2 separate regions of the Mus musculus genome follow, and region 1 is linked to region 2. Evidence: chromatin loops called from intact Hi-C (ENCODE). Cell type or tissue: heart. All regions are shown on one strand. Links, peaks and the distances in the headings refer to the core of each region. The heading gives the core; the rest is flanking DNA.

Evidence for each region. Peaks named below come from ENCODE experiments on the same cell type or tissue, not always from the same donor. Only the 100,000 strongest peaks of a DNase experiment are listed, where the experiment ranks them.
Region 1: it touches region 2 in a loop (2.3-fold over the local background); 2 of 42 quality-filtered maps call a loop at or near these places.

The regions. Positions count from the first base shown.
Region 1 is chr3:122,165,261-122,176,248 of GRCm38, reverse strand. Abca4 (ATP-binding cassette, sub-family A (ABC1), member 4) reads right to left here. Exons shown (of 50, transcript NM_007378.1): 44 at 9,460-9,601; 45 at 6,222-6,356; 46 at 5,404-5,507; 47 at 5,228-5,320; 48 at 2,221-2,470; 49 at 89-175. Among named protein-coding and RNA genes, the nearest start is that of Gm40137, 41 kb to the left of the region's middle. In heart, for the core only: CTCF peaks have their summits at 3,396 (motif pointing right) and 6,483 (motif pointing left); no DNase peak of the experiment used is centred there; H3K27ac peaks cover 327 bases.
Region 2 is chr3:122,462,645-122,473,632 of GRCm38, reverse strand. All of the region lies in intron 3 of Bcar3 (breast cancer anti-estrogen resistance 3), which reads right to left. Among named protein-coding and RNA genes, the nearest start is that of Gm34349, 12 kb to the left of the region's middle. In heart, for the core only: a CTCF peak has its summit at 5,424 (motif pointing right); no DNase peak of the experiment used is centred there; H3K27me3 peaks cover 6,101 bases.

The sequences.
Region 1 (10,988 bases), core at 1,925-9,924, 300 kb after region 2:
CCCAGGAGCACCTCAGGCCCAATTAGTCAGTGAGGCCCCTGAGCTAAAGCCCTACCTAAGCCGTGGTTAGGAGAGAGCAGTAGGATACCTTGGCTTGCCAGCTGGCTCCAGCAGCCCGGGGGTGCAGAGGGAGGTCATAGGTCTCAGTCTGCTGTTTAGCGAAGTTTACAAACACCTGCAGGCAAGAGAAAAGTAAGCAGCCGTCTCCAGAAAGATGAGACCCCCCCCCCCCCACAACACCTATGTGTTTTGCTCTGCATTCCCCATAGTTGACAGCCAGCCAGGCTGCTGTGGCTTGTCGCCTTCTATGGCCTGTCGCAGGTCTCCACAGTTGTGCCCTGGACACGGCTTGCTTCTTAGACGCCTGAGCCTAAGAGCTTGCAGGAGGCTTCAAAGGGCAATGGACTGGAGAAATTGGGATAACTAAGGAAGCTGCCAGGGTCCAGGCTCTCTAAAAACAACCGAGTAAAGGCAACTGCTCTCTGCTGTGTTCTTTGTTCTACAAGCAGTGTGGCCAGAACTCCTGCAGGAGTCCTGTGTGACTGTCACTTCTCTAAGGGTGGCGAGAGCTTCTCTAGAGGTCAACACTCGCTTAGTTCCTTTGTTTTACCAAACAGTCTTTAAGGATGTTGACCAAAAACAAAACAAAACATCAACAACAACAAAAGAAATTTAAAAAGGGCCAATCCCCCAACAACCCAGGAAAAACTCAAATGCTCGCTGATGAATGAATAGATAAGTAAAATGTGGATCGAAGTGGCTATTCCTCAGTCACGATACAGTGTGGACATGAAGCCTTGGGTCCTTACATCAGACCCAAAATGACAATTACTATTCACTTACATGAAGAGCCTAGAGTAGTCAGGTTCATAGACAACAGAAGGATCTGATCAAGGAAGACACCAATAGATGTGCTAATGTGAATCATGGGGGAGCTCTGGTGGCCCCAACCCTACACAAAGAACTATACTAGGAATGCCGAGGGAGTTGGACAAAAACATACACATGTAAGTACCACTACAAGGTTGTATTTATATGTTTAGGAATGTGTGTGTGTGTGTGTGTGTGTGTGTCTATATATCCATAGATAGATAGATAGATAGATAGATAGATAGATAGATAGATAGATAGATAGATAGGATTGATAGATGGATAGACAGACAGACAGACAGATAGATGATAGACAATTTTATAGAAAGAAAGTAGATGAAGCCAGACATGTTAGCACATGTCATCCCAGCACTAGGGAAGCTGAAGCAGGCTTACGTATGGTCCTGGATTACACATAACAACATCTTCAAAAATAAAGTGAAATGGTAATTTCCAGAGACTGTCAGGAAAAAAAAAAAAAGAGTGGGGATGTGGTGTTTGGAAGACAGCATTTTAGTGACACAAGATGAAAAGAGTAAAGATGAGCTATGGAGACAGCTCAGCCATTAAAATTTTAGTGACACAAGATGAGAAGAGTAAAGATGAGCTATGGAGACAGCTCAGCCATTAAAATATTTCAAATGCTTGTCATGCTAGTATGGAGACCAGAGATCAGACACTCAGGACCCACATAAATGCCTGGTAAGTGCGACAAGCTATAACTATAGCCTTGGAAGGTGGAGACAGGAGATCTCTGGAGCAAGCTGGCTCACAAGACTATCCATATTGTTAGAAAGCTCTGAGTTTGATTGAGAGACCCTACCTCAAGGAATAGGAGGAAGAGCAATCGAGGAAGATCTCTGATGTCAACCTTAGGCCTCCATATGCATATGCACAAATGCACACACGTTCATATGTACCTGCACACATGCAAACATGCACACGCAAACACACATGAACGCACACAAACATCACATCCATACCAATAAATACCTACATAAAAAGCAAATGTTTGTCAAAATTCACTGAGCCGTACAGTTAAATACGTCTATTTGTTCTTTTCAAATCACACATGACAAAGTTGACTTGGAAAGAAAAAGAAATCAGCTACCACCATAAAACAGCAAGCATGAAATATAAGAAGAAAAAGAAGCAAAAATAGTCAAGTTTGTGGATGACTAAAATGGTGTTGGAAACGCATTTCTGAAATGTCAGCCTTTAATCTAAGGGAGAGCGACTAACACTGCATTAAAGCGAGGGCATCCTGCCTGCCTTCCACGTTACCCACTACTCTTGTCAGGTGTTAGCACAGTGGGCACAGTACCCACTTAGTACCCTGGGTGGACTTGCCTGGTCCAGCGTGGTCTGGGTGACTGAGTACTCCTCGATGAGCAGGCTGTCCTTGTGGGAAATGAGCAGCTGGAAGATCCTGGCCAGGGAGGACGAGGGGACCTGGAACTGGAGCATGCTGTGGTGTCTCTCCCTCTGCACGCTGCCAGGGAAGTTGCCCTGGAAGAACTGCTCCACAGGATTCAAATCGGGAAGCAAGTCGTCCTTTGGAGATTTGATTTTCATTGTGACAATGTAGCCGTCTCCAAACCTAGCAAGTGCACAGTGTGTTCAGTTCTGTAAGAGCTAAGGCAATCCCCAGACAAAGAGTGCACTCATTAGGCATAATAGGGATTAAAAGCCCATAGCATTGGCCTGCTCCGCATGTTTAAAAACAGGAGCGGAAAAAAATGTTTGGCATCAGTTTCTGGAGATCTAAATGTCTGTGTGGTGAAGTTGGATGAACGTACTTGCTGAAGTCCGAGGTGGTTGTAGCCCCCTGTGGAGATTCTAGGCCCATCCGTAAAGACTTGTGACTAGAGCACTCAGCTCTATGAGGAGAAGACTGAATGGCTTCTATATGATTTGCTAGGGAAGAACAAAGGCTTGGGAAGGCACTATTCCCTGAGGAAAGTTCATGAAGGGTGTGGAGCTGTGCTATGGTCTGGATATGATATATTGCCTGAAGACTCATGTATTAAAGGCTTGGTCCTTCCTGCAGCCCTGATCAGAGGTTGGAACTTAGGGGTGATATGATCACGAGGGGATCTCACATTATTAGTGGATGAATCCTTTAGAGGTAGGACCCAGCTGAAGCAAGCAGATCATAGGAACACGTTTTTGAAAGATGTCTGTGTGTGTACGTGCATACATGCATGTGCATTTGCCTGTGGATGCGTATGCATGCGTGTGTGTGTGTGTGTGTGTGTGTGTGTGTGTGTGTGTTTCTCCCTCTCTCCTAGAATCTACTAAGGTAAGTAGGCTTTTCTACCACACATTACCACCACCATGATGCTCTACCCCAGGCCCAAATCAATTGAGCCAGGAGCCTTTCCTCCTCTTCCTCTCCCCCCCTCCCCCTCCCCCTCCTCTTCCTCCTCTTCTTTTCTCTCCTTCTCCTCCTCCTTCTTTTTTAATATTTATTTATTATGTATACAGTGGCCTGCCTGTATATATGCCTGCAGGCCATGAGAGGGCACCAGATCTCATTATAGATGGTTATGAGCCACCGTGAGTAGTGGCTATTCCTGTTGTCAACTTGACTATATCTGGAATGAACTATAATCCAGAATTGGAAGGCTCACCAGTGACTCTAATCTGGAGGCTGGGAGATAGAAGTTTCTGACCTGGTGTCACACACATTTAATCTGGACTACACCTTCGGCTGGAGACGATATAAGGACATTGGAAGAAGGGAATCTCTCTCGCTCCTTTGCCTGCTTGCTGTGTGGGACTGAGCAACTGCTAGATCCTTGGGCTTCCAGTCACAGCTACTACTGACCATTATTGGGAGTTGGACTGCACACTGTAAGTCATCAATAAACTCCTTTACTAAATAGAGACTATCCATAAGTTCTGTTACTCTAGAGAACCCTGACTAATACAGTGTGGTAGCCAGAAATTGAACTCAGGACCTCTGGAAGAGTGCTCTTAACCTCTGTGCCATCTCTCCAGCCCCTGCCTTTCCTTCTTGATGTCAGGTTTTTCCTCTGGTATTTTGTTACAGTGATATAAAGCAGACTAACAATGATGCCCCTTGCTATGTAGATCAAGAATGGTCCATCAAAGAGTGTGAATCATGGGCTGGGGACTGTGATAACCTACATTGGGGTATATCATACTCATTAAAGTTTACTGGAGAACTTCTTCTATGAACTGGGGCTGTTTCTACAGTAAGAAGATAGTAGCCATCCAGTTTTTGGAAATCAGCCATCCATTCACATGGGAGTACCCTCCCCCTTACCCTCCCCCTTACCCTCCCCCTTACCCTCCCCCTTACCCTCCCCCTTACCCTCCCCCTTACCTGGCTACCACTGGGATATTGAGGAATGAGAGGGAATGTGGAAGGATGTACTCTAGCAGTTAGGCATGGGGAGTTGCTGACACGGGCCTGGTGATCTCACATGCTGATACTTTTATAGCTATCTGTGTAGTCTCCACATGGTAGTTATTTAAGAAATAAATCAGGATCAAAAACCCTTTTGCCAAATTCACCATATATCTTAGATCTTCCCACCCATGTGAAGGATGGTAGTTTCCCGTGAAACACACTTCATGAACTCCCTAAGGTTTGATGTCAGCACAGATAAGTGACATTCTCTGTTATCCTAGCCAGCTAGCTTGATAGCTTATATCATTGGCTCCTCATAAGCATGCTAAATATATTCTAGTATGCCTGGGAAAGAGTGACAACTAGAAATCCACTGACATATTAGGATGCGAGGAAAGACGATGTTACAATAATCTCATTTCAATGAATTGCTAGTTTTATCTCACAAGTTATAAATAATAAGGAATTATCTCTAACCACCTATAAGTCTGTGGTCACAAGGTAATATTCCTCAAGATTGTTAGTTTGCCATATGACATATGGTCATTTATTTTTCAAACCTAACCATACATAATATTCTAGAAAGAAAAACTGTTTCTCAAGCTGTTTGGTCTCTTACTCATTCCTACATTGGTTGTAAACCCTCACAAAATGTGCCACAAGTCCTGGATCTCTAAGGAAATGTGGGCTGATACTGGGTCAGTGACAATGGCCCTCCCCCATGCCAGCCAGGTTCTGTAAATGTCCCAGTCAGAACTCTCCTATCCAGAGACTCCTGTGAGCTTCCAGCCACAAGCAATTAGCCCAGTGTAGAACATCTCATTGGCTTTCTCCATCTGCCTCTAAAGAGTCTGGCCCAGCCATCACTAGCCAATGCCTGTGGAATGGTTAGGCAAGCGTCCCAACTGTCCATGATGACGTCAAGGCCTGGATGAACCCACAGAATGTACTTAAACGCAGGCCCCTCCACCTGCTCACTTGTACTTGAGGTGTTGGATGGTACCCAGACACTGAAAGGTGCCCTTCACCATGATGGCCAGCCGCGTACACAGAGCTTCACATTCTTCCATGCTGTCAAGCAGGAGAGAGGAAGTGAGACAGATGGGAGGGGGTGCTCCTCCCTCCCTCTCTCCACCTCCCTGGGGATCTCTTGCCTGTGGGAGGTGAGAACCACAGCTCTCCCTTCTCTGATGATGCTCACAATGGTGTTCCACAGCATGCGGCGTGCCTGGGGATCCATCCCTGTCGTGGGCTCATCCTGCAGAGTAGGAGAGAAAAGAGGGAGATGTGGACGCGGAGTTGGTCTTTCTCCATCACTACATCCTTCCTGGGCTAACAGACAAGTGCACAGCCACTTCCCAGCAAGCAAGACAGAACCATGTCTTGTAGGACACATAGGTAGAAGGGGAATTGGAGACTACAGACACATGGTACATACCTATAGGACCATGCCAGCTGTGAGTGAATTAAGGTTAGGATAATAGAAATACAGAAATAGGATAATAATAATAATATGAACAATAACAATAAATTAATAAAGACAATAGTAGAATTATCCTTAGGAAGGGTCAGGGGAGGGGGATAGCCCAAGTAACTTTACAGTCCTCTCTATGTCCCATGTCATTTAAAACCCAGACTGCATGGTCTCAGGGACTCTACTGTGGTCCAATTCACGAGAGGGTCCCCGGAGCCTCTGATTGAAGTAGATGCTCCGGTCCACACAGATTTCCTCATCCTAATTTCTAACCAGATCGCAACATTCCCTGGAGCTGACAGGGCTTTCCAGTCTGAGTTTCTGGACCTTCTAGAGACTTTCCAGGCATTGAAGGTCAGACTGTGCTGTGACCAAACACTTGGCTAATTTGCCTTAAAGGGGCAATCTATTGCCGTTCTAAAGCTGCAAGCCCTGAATTAATTTTCTCAACTCAGGACGTCCGTGACATTTCCACTCTGCAGAGTACGATGCCCTCACCAGCAGCAGCAGGGGAGGGCAGCCAGTGAGAGCTATGGCTGTAGAGAGTTTCCTCTTATTGCCTCCACTGTAGGTGCCTGCCAGGCGGTCAGCGTAGAGAGACAAGCCCAGGCTCTGGATACCCCAGTTGGCAACCTAGGAAAGAGAAGAAATTTCAGCTGGTGGATGATGAACAACTGAAGGTCCCAGGAACAGGCATGGACCAAGGCTGAGTTCTCAGAGGTCATCCTGCCAGGCTCAGCTCTGTTGTGACAGCGCCATCTGCTGGCCGGTATCTACCAGTACATACTTTAAGATTACACTTGACCTTTGGTTTCACCAGTGCGACTTCCTGAGCTCTACAGCCCTCTTGGAAAGAGCGTTCAGCCTTCCAAAGACTATACATCTTTCCAAGAGTTCCAGGGTCTCTGAGAAGACAGTGCATCTCAAACCCATTGACTCTACCCCCAAAGAAGGGACACATCTGCAACCTTCTTGTACATCTAATGAATATTTATAGAGCATTTAGCACGAGCCAGGCAGGCACTGTAGTAGGCACTGTGGAGGGGTGAACAGTGGGGTATATTGCCATTGTTGTTATACTTCCTGGGTCAGAGGTGACTGTCTATTGATGTCTTTAATATGGTATTTAACCTAGGGATTCTATTGCTGTGATGAAACACTGTAACCAAAAGCATTTTGGGGAGGAAACGGTTTCATTCATTCTTCCATAGTGTTGTTCATCATTGAAAGCACTTAGGGTAGGAACAGTTCAAACAGGCTAGGAACCTGGAGGCAGGAGCTGATGCAGAGGCCATGGACGAGTGCTGCTTACTGGCTTGCTCTCCATGGCTTGTTAGAACCCAGGACAACCTGTCCAGGGATGGTATAGGACCAAAATCTGGATATTAGGTGTATCCATTGCTATTAGAGTATTTTTGTGCCTTGGTCCTCTCAGAGGACAGACAGATAGATAGACACAGACAGGGACAGACAGACATATACACACACATGCATATAATGAGTGTATGTATGAACACACCTACATTATGCACAAACACATGCACATGAACATTTCAAGACGACATAGTGACATCACCAATTCCCACCCACTCCTCTAAATTAGTTCTTTTTTTTTTTTTTTTTTTTTTTTTTTTCCATTTTTTATTAGGTATTTAGCTCATTTACATTTCCAATGCTATACCAAAAGTCCCCCTTACCCACCCACCCCCACTCCCCTACCCACCCACTCCCCCCCTTTGGCCCTGGCGTTCCCCTGTACCGGGGCACACAAAGTCTGCGTGTCCAATGGGCCTCTCTTTCCAGTGATGGCCGACTAGGCCATCTTTTGATACATATGCAGCTAGAGTCAAGAGCTCAGGGGTACTGGTTAGTTCATAATGTTGTTCCACCTATAGGGTTGAAGATCCCTTTAGCTCCTTGGGTACTTTCTCTAGCTCCTCCATTGGGAGCCCTGTGATCCATCCATTACTAAATTAGTTCTTTCTTGCTTTCCCTTTTCCTAAATGTATTCTACTTCCTCTATCAAAGAAGTGAACATCTCAAACATCAACACATTTGTTCATTTACTCAGTTATGTCACATACCTACAATTATTCAGAATTATTCTGTCCATACTAAAATAAAAGGCAAATACATAAAAAAAATAGCTCAGAAATTGAAGAGCTCTGTCCTACGCTACTTTGCCCACGACTAAGGATAAATACCCCACTATCTGCACAATTATTTAAAACAGAGTAACTTGTTTCCACTTATATTGAGTGGTAGACTTTCTTCCTGTTTCCACTTTTTCTCTCTCTTCTTATTCTTACTGATGCAGTCTTAGTTTTGAATCTGTAGCGCATGCGCACACCTGCATGAGTCAAAGCTAGACAAAAGGATAACCTGAGAGAACCATTACTCCCTCCATTCTGCCCTTCTCCCCAATTTCCTCTTATGATCAAAATCATTGTTGTCTGGTATGTTGGTGTACCCCTCTATCAATAAAGCTAAGCACCCACACAGCTGCTTCTTGTTTTTCTATTTCTTACCTAAAAGCAGCGTCCCACATGTTCACCTTCACACCTTGCCTGTTCTCATACAGCAACTTTAGAACTAACCCTGACAATATGTCATAACAGGCCACAGAGGCCATCCTTATTCTTTCCCTACAGCAGCATCAGAATGTCACATGTACCATCCAGCTGACCATGTCTAAATATTTAGGTGATATCAGGTACTTTGCAATCACAAGTGTAATGAATAACCATGCGCATAAGCATTTTATACTGTGGTATGTGAATCGTCAGGATAAGTCTCTAGAATGTTGATTTGTTGGGGGTTGGTCTTGTGCACCATGTATTCCTGATTTCTGTGCATGCATGAGATCTGGCACGGATGTGGGGGCATTGCTAGGAATATTGAAGAATTTCCTGTATCAATGTGGCATAAAGAATGTTCCTCAGTTATCTCTGATTGGTTAAGTAAAGGCTGAACAGCCAATGACTGGGCAGAGGAGATACAAAGGCTGGACTTCCAATCCCAGCCAGGGGACCCAGGGAGAAGAGTCAGGGAGAAGGAGTTCACCATGAAGTGGGCAAGGATCTAGAAGAAGAAGGGCCATGAGGCAGGTGGAGGGAGGAGGAGGAGGAAGAGTAAGAGGAAGAGGAGGATGAGGAGGGAGAAGAGGAGGGAGAGGAAGAGGAGAAGGAAGAGGAAGAGGAAGAGGAGGAAGAGGAAGAGGAGGAGGTGGAAGAGGAAGAGGAGAAGTGGAAGAGGAGGAGGTCACCAAGGGAGTTCACCAGGAGCACACACTAGAGCAGAGCAAGCCAATGCCACTAACTTGGGTGTGTGGCTGGGAAGTAGCTAGGTAGCATAGAGGGTTAGGAATATCTGCTCAGTTATTGTGCTTAAAGTTTGTTGAATAAATCTGTAAATCTCTATCTCAATTATTTGGGAGCTAGCTGGGTTAGGGAAAAAAAAACTGCCACTTTTAAATTTCCTGCTATACTGATTGAGGTTAAAGGACAAATGCATGTTTCACCAAACAGACTCCAGGGCAAGAATTTACTGTGCATGAGCTCATTTTGTTTGCTGCTATATCTAGCTTCTAGGTCAGGACTTGGCACACAGGAGATATGTTCACTTGCTGGAATGGGTGGACAGTGTGCCCAGTTTTCTGTCTCTACATGACTGTACTCCATAAGTGTAGGCCATAGCTTGCCCACCTCCCACATGGCCACAGTACACTGTTTCTCACCTTCTCGATTTCCTTCGATGGCACGCCCCGCAGCCTGGCATAGAGGTAAAGGTGTTCTCTGCCTGTGAGCAGGTCATCGATTGCATCAAACTGAGGACAGTAGCCCATGTTTTGATGGACATCAGAAATACTAGTTAAAATGCTGCAAGAAGAAAGAGGAATTACTGAGTTTCCTTCATAGAGGGGGTAACCAAAGAGCAGGGGCCAGATTGGCCGTGGGGCAAGACCTTCTCCATTTTAGAAACACTCAGAATTTGGACATCAAAGTGGGGATCCCTTAGTTAGTAACGTGAACTTCCGGAGTGCTGGGCTTTAAATAGTTGGCTTCTTCTGAGTGTCACACAGCTAAGGTGACACTTGCCACGTGAGTGAGGAGTAGGTTGGATCTCCTGGCTTGAGGGCTTAGAAGCAAAGGTTTAGGAAGTGATCAATGGATCGTTCCTGGATCTTAATCCCTTCCAGACTTTGAGGGGTAGCTTGGAAAAGGTGATACCTCCCAGTGGAAGTCAACAACATCCTCTGTATTTATTCACAGACAGAGAGGGGTAATCAGATAACTACCCAGAGAAAGGAGTCTGGCAAGCGGCAGAATATGTTTCTGTCTTCTCCATCTGCTTAATCCCGTATCGATACTTTACTAGAAAATGTATTGACTGGAACAACAACAAAAACCTGTGCATAGAGCATGTTATCCAGTCACCTTTGTCTAACCACTTACAGATCAGAGCTTATTAATATAGGATAGCTATAACAGGACAGGACACAGCGAGTCCAGGCGCAGTTTCCCCCGCTGTGACAAAGGCCACTCCAGGTATAGGTAGGACAGTTGAAACTACTCAGGGAAGCAAGGAAGGAACCTTTCCAAATTATAGGAGTTATCTCACCTGTAAGCCCCAGTCTTTAAAACTTTGCTTTCTCTCTAAATTACAGCTCAGTTTTACCTCAGGATAGCAGGCTGTGTCTCATCTGTACTAAAACTGGTGTCGCCTAATAGCTTCCTATATCTGCCACTGAGCTCTCTCACCATAAGTCCTGTTGTTATCACTGTATTTGCTTGGTAGCAGATAGCTGGGTGGCAGATAAAGTGTACTCGGCCATGACCTGGCTCTATCTTTGTCAACGTGTTTGCTTCAGACCCACCACATATGGCCATGGAGGGCTGGAATCTCAGATTCACCTATCATCCCAGAGGTATGCTCCAGCCTCCCCCTGCTTGTTGGGCTGTGTTGAGCAGAGCTCTTGGGTAAAGGCAGAGGGTCTTAATCAAGCAGATGTTGGGGAGCCATCAGCAATGTCTGTCTCCACTAATAATAAGCCAGAATGGAGCGCTGTGAGGACACTGTGCATGGGTGCTGCTATTCAGGAACAGCCAGTAAAGAGACAGACCATTCTCTTCCCTGCCCTGGGGAGACAAGGGACGGTACCAGGAAACTTGGTACAGTTGAGTGGTTTCAGAGACCCGGCACCCACCTGGAATAGTAGGCAGCTCCCTGCTCCCTACTAGATTCCTGGCCTGGAACACATGCCAC
Region 2 (10,988 bases), core at 882-8,881:
ACAATGAAGTTGAGCTTAAGTTCAAGGTGTTGGCTAGCACACCGTGTTGGGCACACCGCTGCAGGCTTGTGTGCCATCTCTGCGTCTGAGAGACGCTAAAAAGGAGCCGACACGGGCTGACGCTGCATGAAGCCATGTATATGATTTTCCCGGTTAATAACAGGGCTCTTCGCTGGTGCGTCAGCAGCAGGTGGAAATGAACGGTCTTCCTCAGTCTACTCCAGGGACTTACATGTGGAAGAACTGAGTTGTCCTGAGTTTTCTGGGATAGAGAAGACATGGTTTGCCTTTAGGGAGGAGAAGGAGATTGGAACTAGGATGTTCTGTGTCACTGAGTAGGAGTGTGACCTTTGAGCCATGCACAGCACCCTCCCAGCCTAGGCGCAACTGTGAACCAACATCTTACAACTTCCCCTTAGCAGGCCCTGGCATGATCTACTATCTTAAAACTTCTTGAGGACATTTTTAAATTTATTTATTTTTATTATATATAAGTACACTGTAGCTGTCTTCAGACACTCCAGAAGAGGGAGTCAGACCTCATTACGGATGGTTGTGAGCCACCATCACAACCATCACAAGCTGGGATTTGAACTCTGGACCTTCGGAAGAGCAGTCGGGTGCTCTTACCCACTGAGCCATCTCACCAGCCCCCTGAGGGCATTTCTTAAAGGCCGTTTGGCTATTGGACCAGATTCAGAGATCTTGCAAAGCCACCCACTTCCAGAAGCCAGGAGCCCCTCTGGTGGTCAAACCTAAGAGGAAAACTTGAAGGCATGAAATTGACACCATCTCCACACACATTCAGATCCCCCTTAGATGTGTTCTGCAGCTGGGGTTTCAGGGCTTGGAAGCCCCGGTTTTCAGTCGTCAGGGCCTTTGGGGAGTTCCTTCTCCCTCCCACGGCTTTCCTTATGCCCAGCTCCGAGCTCCAGCTTCCACCCTGCCTCCCGGGTACAGCTGTTAGAATGACTTTGAAACCATCTCTTCTTCATAGTCACCACAACATTCAGCGTGACGACGTCTAAATATAATAGGGGCCCAGGAAACGCTGAGCGCTGTGTAGAGATTCTCAAACTGAAGTCCACAAACACCTTGGCAGATGGATGTATAAGAATCGTGCACATGTATTTCTGGAGATGTGGTTTTTATTCATCTTAGATGTAGAAAAGTAGGGAACCTATCCTCTGCTCCCCAAATAGTCACCCACACAGGCATGAGAAATGGCACAATACCCACCCCCAACACACACACACACACAAAATGAGCCAGCTTTGCCATCCTCTGTTTGGATTAGAACTTGTGACAGAGCTGTTAACTTGATACATTCTAAAATCACCTGGGATGAAAGTCAGGATTAACGAGGTTTGGCAACATTGGGTTGCTCTGAGACATGTATGTCTCTGGGAGTCTCTCTTCCATTTTTCGAGTTTTATTATTTATTTTTATTTCATGAGTGTGGGTGTCCTGTCTGGATGTATGTTACGTATATGTGCCGCATGCATGTAGTGATCACAGCAGTCCAAAGACGATGCAAGATCCCCTGGATCTGGAGTTAAGGCTGTTGCGAGCCGCTGTGTGAGTGGTGGGAACTGAACCTGAGTCTCTGCCAAGGGCAGCAATCACTCTTCACCGCTGAGCCATCTCTCCATCCCTGGAGGGGACTGTCTTCATTAAATTAATTGAGGTGGGAGGCCCAGCCCACTGTGGACAGGACCACGCCTTGGATTTGGGTCCTGTATTGTATAAGAGTAGAGAGAAAGTGGGCATGTGTGCATTTTTTTATCCTTTATCTGTTCTTGGACATGTTGTGACCAGCTGCCTCAAATTCTTGCCTTGATTTCCTGGAAATAGCAGACTATAAACTGGCATTGTAAGTCAAATGAAACCTTTCTCTCCTAAGCCAGAGTGTTTTATCTCAACAGCAGACAGGAAACCAAGGCAGACTTTTCTTATTTTAATCCAAATAATCGCCTTGGTCTCTTAGTCTGCAAGCAACCTGGGATTCCAAACTGGGAGGAAGCGAGGCAAAATGAGGTAATTCTCAGCTCGCACCGCCTTGGCTCTGCTCAGATCCAGGCCGCTTCTGTAAAGACCAGGAGGACACAGAGATGAGAGTCCACACAGGATGAATTCAACTGAGCACACACACCCCGATCCTAACACAGCCACCTGGGCCTGGGAAAGACCAGAGCCCAGCTGGAGCCTTGGGGCACAGGAAGCGGTCCATCAGCTTCGCAGCTTCTTCTGCACAGAAAGCTCTTTGGAGAGGGTGAATGGAGGCTTTATGCAGTAAGTTCTCATCCACAAGCTAATAAATATGTGGAATGGCCTCTCGGACCAGGTTCCTGCAGCCTGGACACTGAGGTCATTCAAGAAACAATTAGATGCCATCTGGAGAGAACTGGGAAATTGCCTCAGAGGGCCAAACAGTATGTTCTCATTCCCAGGGTCTGACACATCCTTATCTCATTTCCAGAGAGAAAGGCATGGAGGCTGGCCAGCTCATCCACACACGGAGTGAGCAAGCGTGCACTTGGGCAGCTGATAAAAATGGATGGGTCAGGAGAGTGTGCCTTTCCAGCCTGCCCCACGTAAATCCATCCCCCTAAATGAATTTATCCCTTGCCTGCACGGAACTCCAAGCATAGCATCTTTGTAAATTGGGCCTTGGCCTCGTCTAAAGTTGGGTTTGCACAGCTTTAATATAAAGTAATTACAGATTAGCAACGGCTTCTGGCCCAGCCCTTTGCAGTATATAGTGATTAATGATTTAGTTATGTTCCGCTGTTAGGAGCTATACAGGGTTCACAGCTCACCCTGTGGTAAGGAACAGGCCCCTGTCTGAGAGCTGTTATTTCCATAATATATTCTCATTTTAAATAAAAAGTTAATATCTCTCTATATTAATAATCAGTTTTTAAATATAAACGCAATTGTTAGTTAAGGCTGAGATGGGGTGTGGGGCAACTTAGATAAATAGCAAAGAGCTATTTACGTTTTAGTATTTCTACAGTTCTTAAGTGCCGGGCCAACCCCAAGTCCAAGGTCCAGGAGACTAAAGCTTCTTTTCATAATACTACTGAGACTTTCGTCGCCTGTTACGCTGTGTCAACAAGTCACTCCGATGGGGGAAACCTATGCTGGGTGAAACAGGTTCCTTAAGAGGAAGCAAGGCAGAGGGGCCAGCTATACTGATCCTGTCTCCACTCCTGACCGTCCCGAGCACACAGTATGTAAGAAAAGATGTAGACAACACTGTGAGGAGTACTTACTCTCTATATTGAGTCAAGGCTCACAGAATACGGGCACGGCGACTGCCTGGAACCAATGGTCTGCATCACCCACTGAAGAGCTGCTCTCTCTCGTGGAACGGCATTCTTTAGTTAACAAAGACTAACAACCTGTGGTTATTCCCACTTGAGGACTTAGTTGGCAGACGTTTTTGGGGATGGGGTAGGGATGAACAGAGTGGTTTCTTCAAAGAAAACAACCAATAGTGTCTGTTACCAAAGCAAAGATTTGAGCTGTCGGTCGAACACTAGGATTTTTGAAGGACTTGTATTCACCACCAAGAAGTTCATAGCTTATCTACACGTTCATGACTTTTCTGGGAAGATTAGTGATGACTATTGGCTAACTCATTTTGATTGGATACAAAGAGACATGTGAACATTTGAGAGATCCACCTAACTCCTTGAACCAACATTCTTCAAATATCCTACACACGACAGCACTACTCAAACTGCAAGACAGACAGATGGACCTTAAAGACCGGAGAAGAAAGGATGCCGGGTGAGGTTTCAGAGTCTAACCTCTCAGGTGAGGCACCCTCCAAGGTCTAGATTAGCATGCAGGATAGCAGTAATTATCTTACACAGTTGCTTACTAAAGTACTTCTGCCCTTTTAAACCACATACCAGTGGAAGCTGGGTCTCTTAGGCATCTAACCAAAACGATCCAGTAAACTGACCGCCAAAAGCACACCCAAGAGAAGTTGTGCTCTCTTCGGCCAGACAGTAAAGAGACTTGCAAAACGGTAAAGCAATGTGTCCTTACCCCTGGATGGGTTTGTCTTGGAAAAATGACCATCTTTTCATAAAAATATGCACTTCATATTTATGCACCGTTCATTTTAAATGAACACACTAAGGAAACATAAAATGTCAAAAAATAGAATAAAGAACATGTTTAAAATCCTCCCATTGTTGGCTGGGGGTTACCACAGAGGTCAACCACAGAACCCATGTAAAAGCTGGCTGTACACAGCAGCCTGCCTATAATCCAAGAGGCTGGGGGTCCCTGGGGTAAATTGGCCAGCCAGACTAGCCAAACCGGTTCACCAAGAGATCCTGCTTCCATATGTAACGTGGGGGGAAATCTAGGAAGACATTCAATATGTACCTTGAGCCTCTACAAGTGCATATACATATAACACATACACACATACACACACATACACACACATACATACACACACACACATACACACATACATACACACACACATACACACACATACATACACACCACATATCACCAGAGACATATGAACCCCACACATGTGGACATGCATGTACCACACACACACACAAACACATAGAACACATATCACCAGAGACATATGAACCACATATATGTGGACATGCGTGTACCACACACACACATGCAAGTAATTTCTTCATTTTAATCTCCAACACAATGATTATTAATAGTTATAGCTCATATAACTAAAGGATTTTTTAAAAAGGAGTCTCAGCCGGGCGTGGTGGCGCACGCCTTTAATCCCAGCACTCGGGAGGCAGAGGCAGGCGGATTTCTGAGTTCGAGGCCAGCCTGGTCTACAAAGTGAGTTCCAGGACAGTCAGGGCTACACAGAGAAACCCTGTCTCAAAAACACCAAAAAAAAAAAAAAAAAAAAAAAAAAAAAAAAAAAGGACTCTCAATTTTTAACAATGTAAAAAGGTCTTGACACTAGAAGTTTAGGAATTTTTCTCTAATATATTTATAGTTTGTTTGAGATAATTTGGATCAACCCACAAATTTTTAGTGTATCCATGCAGTGAACTATGGTATAAAAAAGGAAGTGTTTTAGCATGGTGGTGGCGGCGGCAGTAATATACATGCCTTTAACCCCAGCAGTCAGGAGGCAGAGGCAGGCAGGTCTCTAAATTCAAGGCCAGCCTGGTCAACAGTGAGTTCTAGGACAGCCAGGACTACACAGAGAAACCTTGACACTAAAAACCAAAGGAGGGTTGGGGTGGAGTGTTTTTTTTTATATGAGTATTATATGTATATTAGAGAAAAATGTGTAAACTGAGAGAAATGTGAAAAGCAAAAAGCAAAACAAAACAGAAACATCCCTTTAATTGCCAGGAGAATTTATTTTGACTCAAATGTTATTCACACTTAGCCATTCTGCCACTAGATGGCAGTGTTCATGGGGGTCAGAAGAGGGCATCAGAGTCCCTGAAACTGGATTTATAGGCAGGTGTGAGCTGTCTGGTGTGAGTGCTGGGAAGAGAACCCAGGTCCCCTAGGAGAGCAACAACTGTTCTTAACCACTGGTCCACGCCTCCAGTCCCCAGGGGTTTATCTTACCTGAAATTCACGGAAGAATACACTCCCCCCCCCATTCTTCTCAACTGTGACCTCACTGCTCTTCCAGTGCTCTGACCCCTCTCCCCTCTCCCCTCACAGCCAGTCCACCAGGTAATCTAGCTCTACCTTCGAGTTACTCATCCAATTCCCCGTCTTCCCCCAGCTACCTGGCAGGTCCAAACCCCCAGCCCCTATCACCTGAACACTCGTGTGCATTGTGTGCACACACCCCTCCTCCCTCCTGCCCTTTCTTTTCCTTTCTGTCCCCTAGCAACAAGGAATCCAAAGTGAACCCCAGGCAACTGTAGAGATTCCAGTCCTTCCCCTGAGGTGCAGGCCCTGTGCAACCTGCCCAATCACCTTCTTCCAGCTCTCTGTCAGTGGCTGGACCCCATAGCAGCTTACTTTGCTGCTCTCAGCAGGCCTGGTGGCCTCCCTACTGTTCTCCCAGAGCAGAGGTGTGCTCTGACCCCCATTGCTTCATTTTACCGTTTTGACCTCCTCCGCTGCCTGGCCCTTCCACACTAAAGTCCCATTCTCTGCCCAGCTCCTTTATGCTAACATCTCCCAGCTCCCTCCCTGCTAAACCTTCCCCCCTTAACTTGGTTGTCCTTCCTACGGTCACCCCGTATGCCACCTCCAGAATAGAAGGTCCAGGAATTTGTTCAGTGTTGTATCCCAACCCTTAGAGAGTTGACAAGTGGCAGATAATGCAGGCTATGAAACGACTATGTGCTGTTTTAAACAAGAGGGGACTGGGAAAGCCCAAATGTCATAAGGACATTTTCTTATAAAGAAATTCAGGTTGCGTATCTGATATCTGAAATACTTGAATGTTTTAGACTTCAGATTTTTAAAAAACCTGCACACACACACACATAAATACATATAGAGAGAAAGGGAAAAAAAAAGAGTTAGAGATCTTAGGAGTGCAAAGTTTAAGCATGAAATTAATTTATGCCCCAAATAATATTCTATATGCATGGACCGAAGATAATTTATGCAATATTTTAATAACTTTGCTTATGAAACAAAGCTGCATGGTATGGATGCTCCTATTGCGGCTCTAAGTTGATGATCGGAAAGGTTGCAGGTTAGGAAGCACGTGCCGGATCGCAGATATTCGCATTCTGGACACTGGACACTTACCCTGCACCAAAGGAAGATCCGGCTCGTGCGTTCAGCACAGAGTAACGCATAGCCAACAAGACAAGTCACAAAGAAGTATTTGATGATATATTGTTTTGATAATAGATAAATAAAATTCCTTCTGTGTGAGCGTCTTCTCAGAATTTCCCAACAACATGGATTCCCCAGCTCCCCAGCTCAAGAAATCTCTGCGTAACATGGCTTCCAGTTACTCTCTCCTGCTCCTGCCAGGCTGAGCGCACCCACTGTCCACAGGGGTGGAAAATTCTCTATCAGTCTTCAAAGTACTGATAGCTATTTTCTGCCTTGCTAAATCAAGCACCCTTCCTGACAAAGCGTCAGTCTTATCAACTGTCAGATCACAATGTAAATGCAAGTCTAGCCAAGGAAAGTTTAATGTGCGTAAAACTTCAGGCCAACCCTAATCGGCTCCACCCAAACAACGCAGACAATACGCTAGTGACAAAAGGCTCCATGACTTCACACACCTTGAATGGAGCCAACCCAGGCCCTCTTTCTGAAGTTGAACTATAATGTGCTATGTTATTACACTTCATCTTAAAAGCTCCCATAGTGTCCAGAAACAGCTATAGCCAAATGCTGCATTGCTGTGACATGGAGTGACCACTAGAGGGTAGAGTTTAATAGCAAACAACTCCAAGGCTGAACTCCTGGCCTCTTTGGATGTACTTAGAAGTGCTAAGGTATGGAGAAAACAAGATCTCCTAAGTAGATAGGTCTAAGTCACAGACGATGCCAGAACTGTATCTCTAAAACGTTACAGACTTACATCTCTACAAATTGAGGACACCTCTTACTAAATATGTGAGTATTTAGGACAACAAAAAGTGACACCAGTTTTCATCAGGAAAACTGCAGGTTATTAGCAAGAGAAGGCAGACCAAGGCTGCATTTAGGAACTGCTTAACCATCTGGAAACTGATACTCTCGGGAAACTCTGGGACATTCTTACAGACATAAGTCTTATTTGCTTTGGGGAACATAACGATTTTTGGAATGAGCCAGGAGTGGTGGTGCACACCTTTAAACCCAGCACTTAAGAGGCAGGAGAATTTCTGAGTTCGAGGCCAGCCTGGTCTACAGAGTGAATTCCAGGACAGCCAGGGCTACACAGAGAAACCATGTCTCGAAAATCCAAAAAAAAAAAAAAAAAAAAAAAAGATTTTTGGAATGTATGGCTTAGGGGCAGGCACACACATGTAATTCCAACATGTGAGAAAGCTGAGACAGGAGGATAATGATTCAGGTAGCCTGGGCTCCACGGACCCTCATTTAGATGTACCTTGAATCCAGTTGCATATCATTCAGGCACCAAATATTATTATTAATATTATTAAGAGAACAAGAAGAGTCCCCTAGCTTCAGAGTTGAGCTGTTTAAAACGCACAGCCATGAGCAGAGTTTTCACAGGGTGACCCAAGAGTGACCCTCAAGGTTGCCTACAGGATCTGGGGAAGGTCCAAGGCAGGGAGTCTGAGGCAAGGTGAGCCCAGTGCACACACAGGGAGCTAGAATGGCAGTTGCTACCTCTTATTTACAGGGTACCAATCGCATCCTCGGTTCTGGACTAAGAACTTTACATATATTAACCCATATTAACATTTAACCCCAGATTCCTCCACTTACTGGCTCCTGGGAATTTCAGTCAATGCCTAAGAATATGGCTAGCAAGAACCAATTTGGCATGTGTGCTTGCTTACCAGTATGACTGTGACAATAAGCACATACTCTGTGGCATTCAAATAAAACCGGGTGTGGTGGTGCATTCTTATAAGACCAACACTTGGGAGCTGAAGGGGGATGAGCCCTGAAGTTTAAGGCCAGCCTCGGCTACATATTGAATTCAAAGCCAGCCTTGGGTACACAGCAAAACCCTGCTTTAAAAAAAAAAAAAAAAGTATTCTTTCATAGTTTCCAGATATCCTCGACGCCACACTCTCCCTAAAGCGCCCAGGGAACATCAAGAGCAGGTGCTTGAATGAGGGGCAGTGCAGACTCGCAGACTCTTATCACAAAGTGTAAGGTCCCGCATTCGGGGTGGTCACGGGGGTCAGCAAACCCCAAGTATAATGTTGGAGCCTCGCCCTAGGAAAACCATCTCTTTGGTCACTGGCTACCCCCTGCTGGGTAAGTACTCTGCCATAGTTTTGAGACAGGGTCTCTCACTGAACCTAGAGCTCGCTGATTAGGTCACCCTGGCTGGCCAGTGACCCCCAGGGGGCAGCCTGTCTGCCTCCCCAATGCTGAGATTACAGGCCCGTGCTGATGTACCCCCTTTTAAAAGGCTGCTAGGGGTCCAAACTCGGGTCTTCACGCTTCCCAACCGAGCCATCTCTCTACCTGTACAGCATCATCTCAATTTGGTCAACTGATCTGCAAAAAGAGACAATCTCCTAATACGGTTTCATTCGCAAATACTGAGATTAGTATTTCCTGGAGGAAATAATTAGCTATTATTTCCTGGAGGATCTTCTCCTGACTTGATTATGCCTATAAAACCTTATGTATAAATAAGGTCACATGCCCAGGGTACTAGACGTTACATTTTCAATGTAGTTTTATCAGTGAACACAGTTTAACCCAAATTGAAATTATTGTAACAGCTTCAAGCCACTCAACGGTTCTATCTCAAAACCGTATAGGACAGGGGAAAGGTACAGGCCTGGGGACAGCAGGAGGGACAGGATGGTGGAGTTTAAAGAGGACAAGAGGACGGTTCAGGCCTGGGGACAGCAGGAGGGACGATGGTGGAATTTAAAGAGTAAGGAAGAGGACAGGATGACAAGAGGTTAGAAGCAGACTGACCCCAGGGGGGGTTTAGGCCCAACCATGGAGCAGAATCTAAAAGAAGCCACAGGCCTGATTCTTGCTTGTCTGTCAGTTTCCTAGTGACTTCTCCACCTTATGGAGTCTAGGTCAGTGGTCCTCAACCTGTGGGTTGAAACGCCTGTGACCTTTTCACAGGGGTCACAGATCAGATATCTTGCATATCAGATATTCACATTATAATTCATAACAGTAGCAAAATAACATTTATGAAGTAGCAAAGAAAATAATTTTATGGTTGGGGGTGGGGTGGGGGAAGAGTCACCACATGAGAAACTGCATTAAAGGGTCACAGCATTAGGAAGGTTGAGAACCACTGATCTAGGTAGTTTCAGAAAAGCCACCGTACGCCAGAGAGGGCTACCTGCACTTCAGCTTCACGGCCGAAGCTTGCGACAACTGTAAACTCCCAAGGAATCCATCTTTGCTTTATTGCATTCACTGGTTAGACCAGACCCTCGGGCTGCCCTGACAGAGGAGCGTCTGACCTGTGAAATCATCTACATAAGATCCAGTCAGAGCAGTCAGGCCTCAAACATCAGGATGTCCACGCACATCTCTTTATCCAGACAGAGCCGGCCGGATCAGCAAAGCTATGCTGCTCGAAGCCAGCCTGTCTGCCCTGCAGGATGCTGCTGATGTGGCAACGCATTGCATCTGTGAGATTGCAGGCCTGGCACAGGGACTCACAGCTTGGTCATGAGGCAAGATATGGGTGATCCAGGTGAGGCGACGTTGCACAATGGTGATGTCAGCATGAGCTGACAGAATTTTCTCTTGGAAGCCCGCAACACATCATCAGAGAGGCAGGCAGGGAGAGTGGAATCCCCAGGCTAAGGTAGGGCTCAGCAAGCCTCCCTGTGAAGGGTTCCGCTAGGCTATGCTGCCGCACCAGGAGAACACAAAAGCAGCCACAGGCAATACATAGTACAGGTCTATGGATCCCAATAAAACGTTAATACACCAAAATATGAATTCTGTATAATTTTGCTACTTTTTTGATTAAGGGAAAGAAACCCTTTAAACTAAAAAGGCCACTTTTAGCCAATGAAAACTTGGGGGGGGCTGTCAGAGGAGGGGGTGAGCCAGACTTGGCTTTGAGTGGGAGTTTCCTAACCCTTGCTCTAAACATAGCTTCAAACGCTCGCTGGGTGGTTGATTTACAATGGTGGTAACAAGGTTTCTACTTGGGACTCTCCTTCCTTCTCACAAGCTGACCAGCTTCTGGCAAGATCCCAGGCCCTCATGTGAACTTGAACTGCCCCCAGCTTCCCTTCCGTCACCTGCTCCATTCAAGTCCTGCCAGGATCTGCTGGCCTGCTTGAATAAAACGGCTTCTAATTCTCCCTCCAAATGGCCTCTGGCGACACCTGGCCTCCCCGTGGCCACTG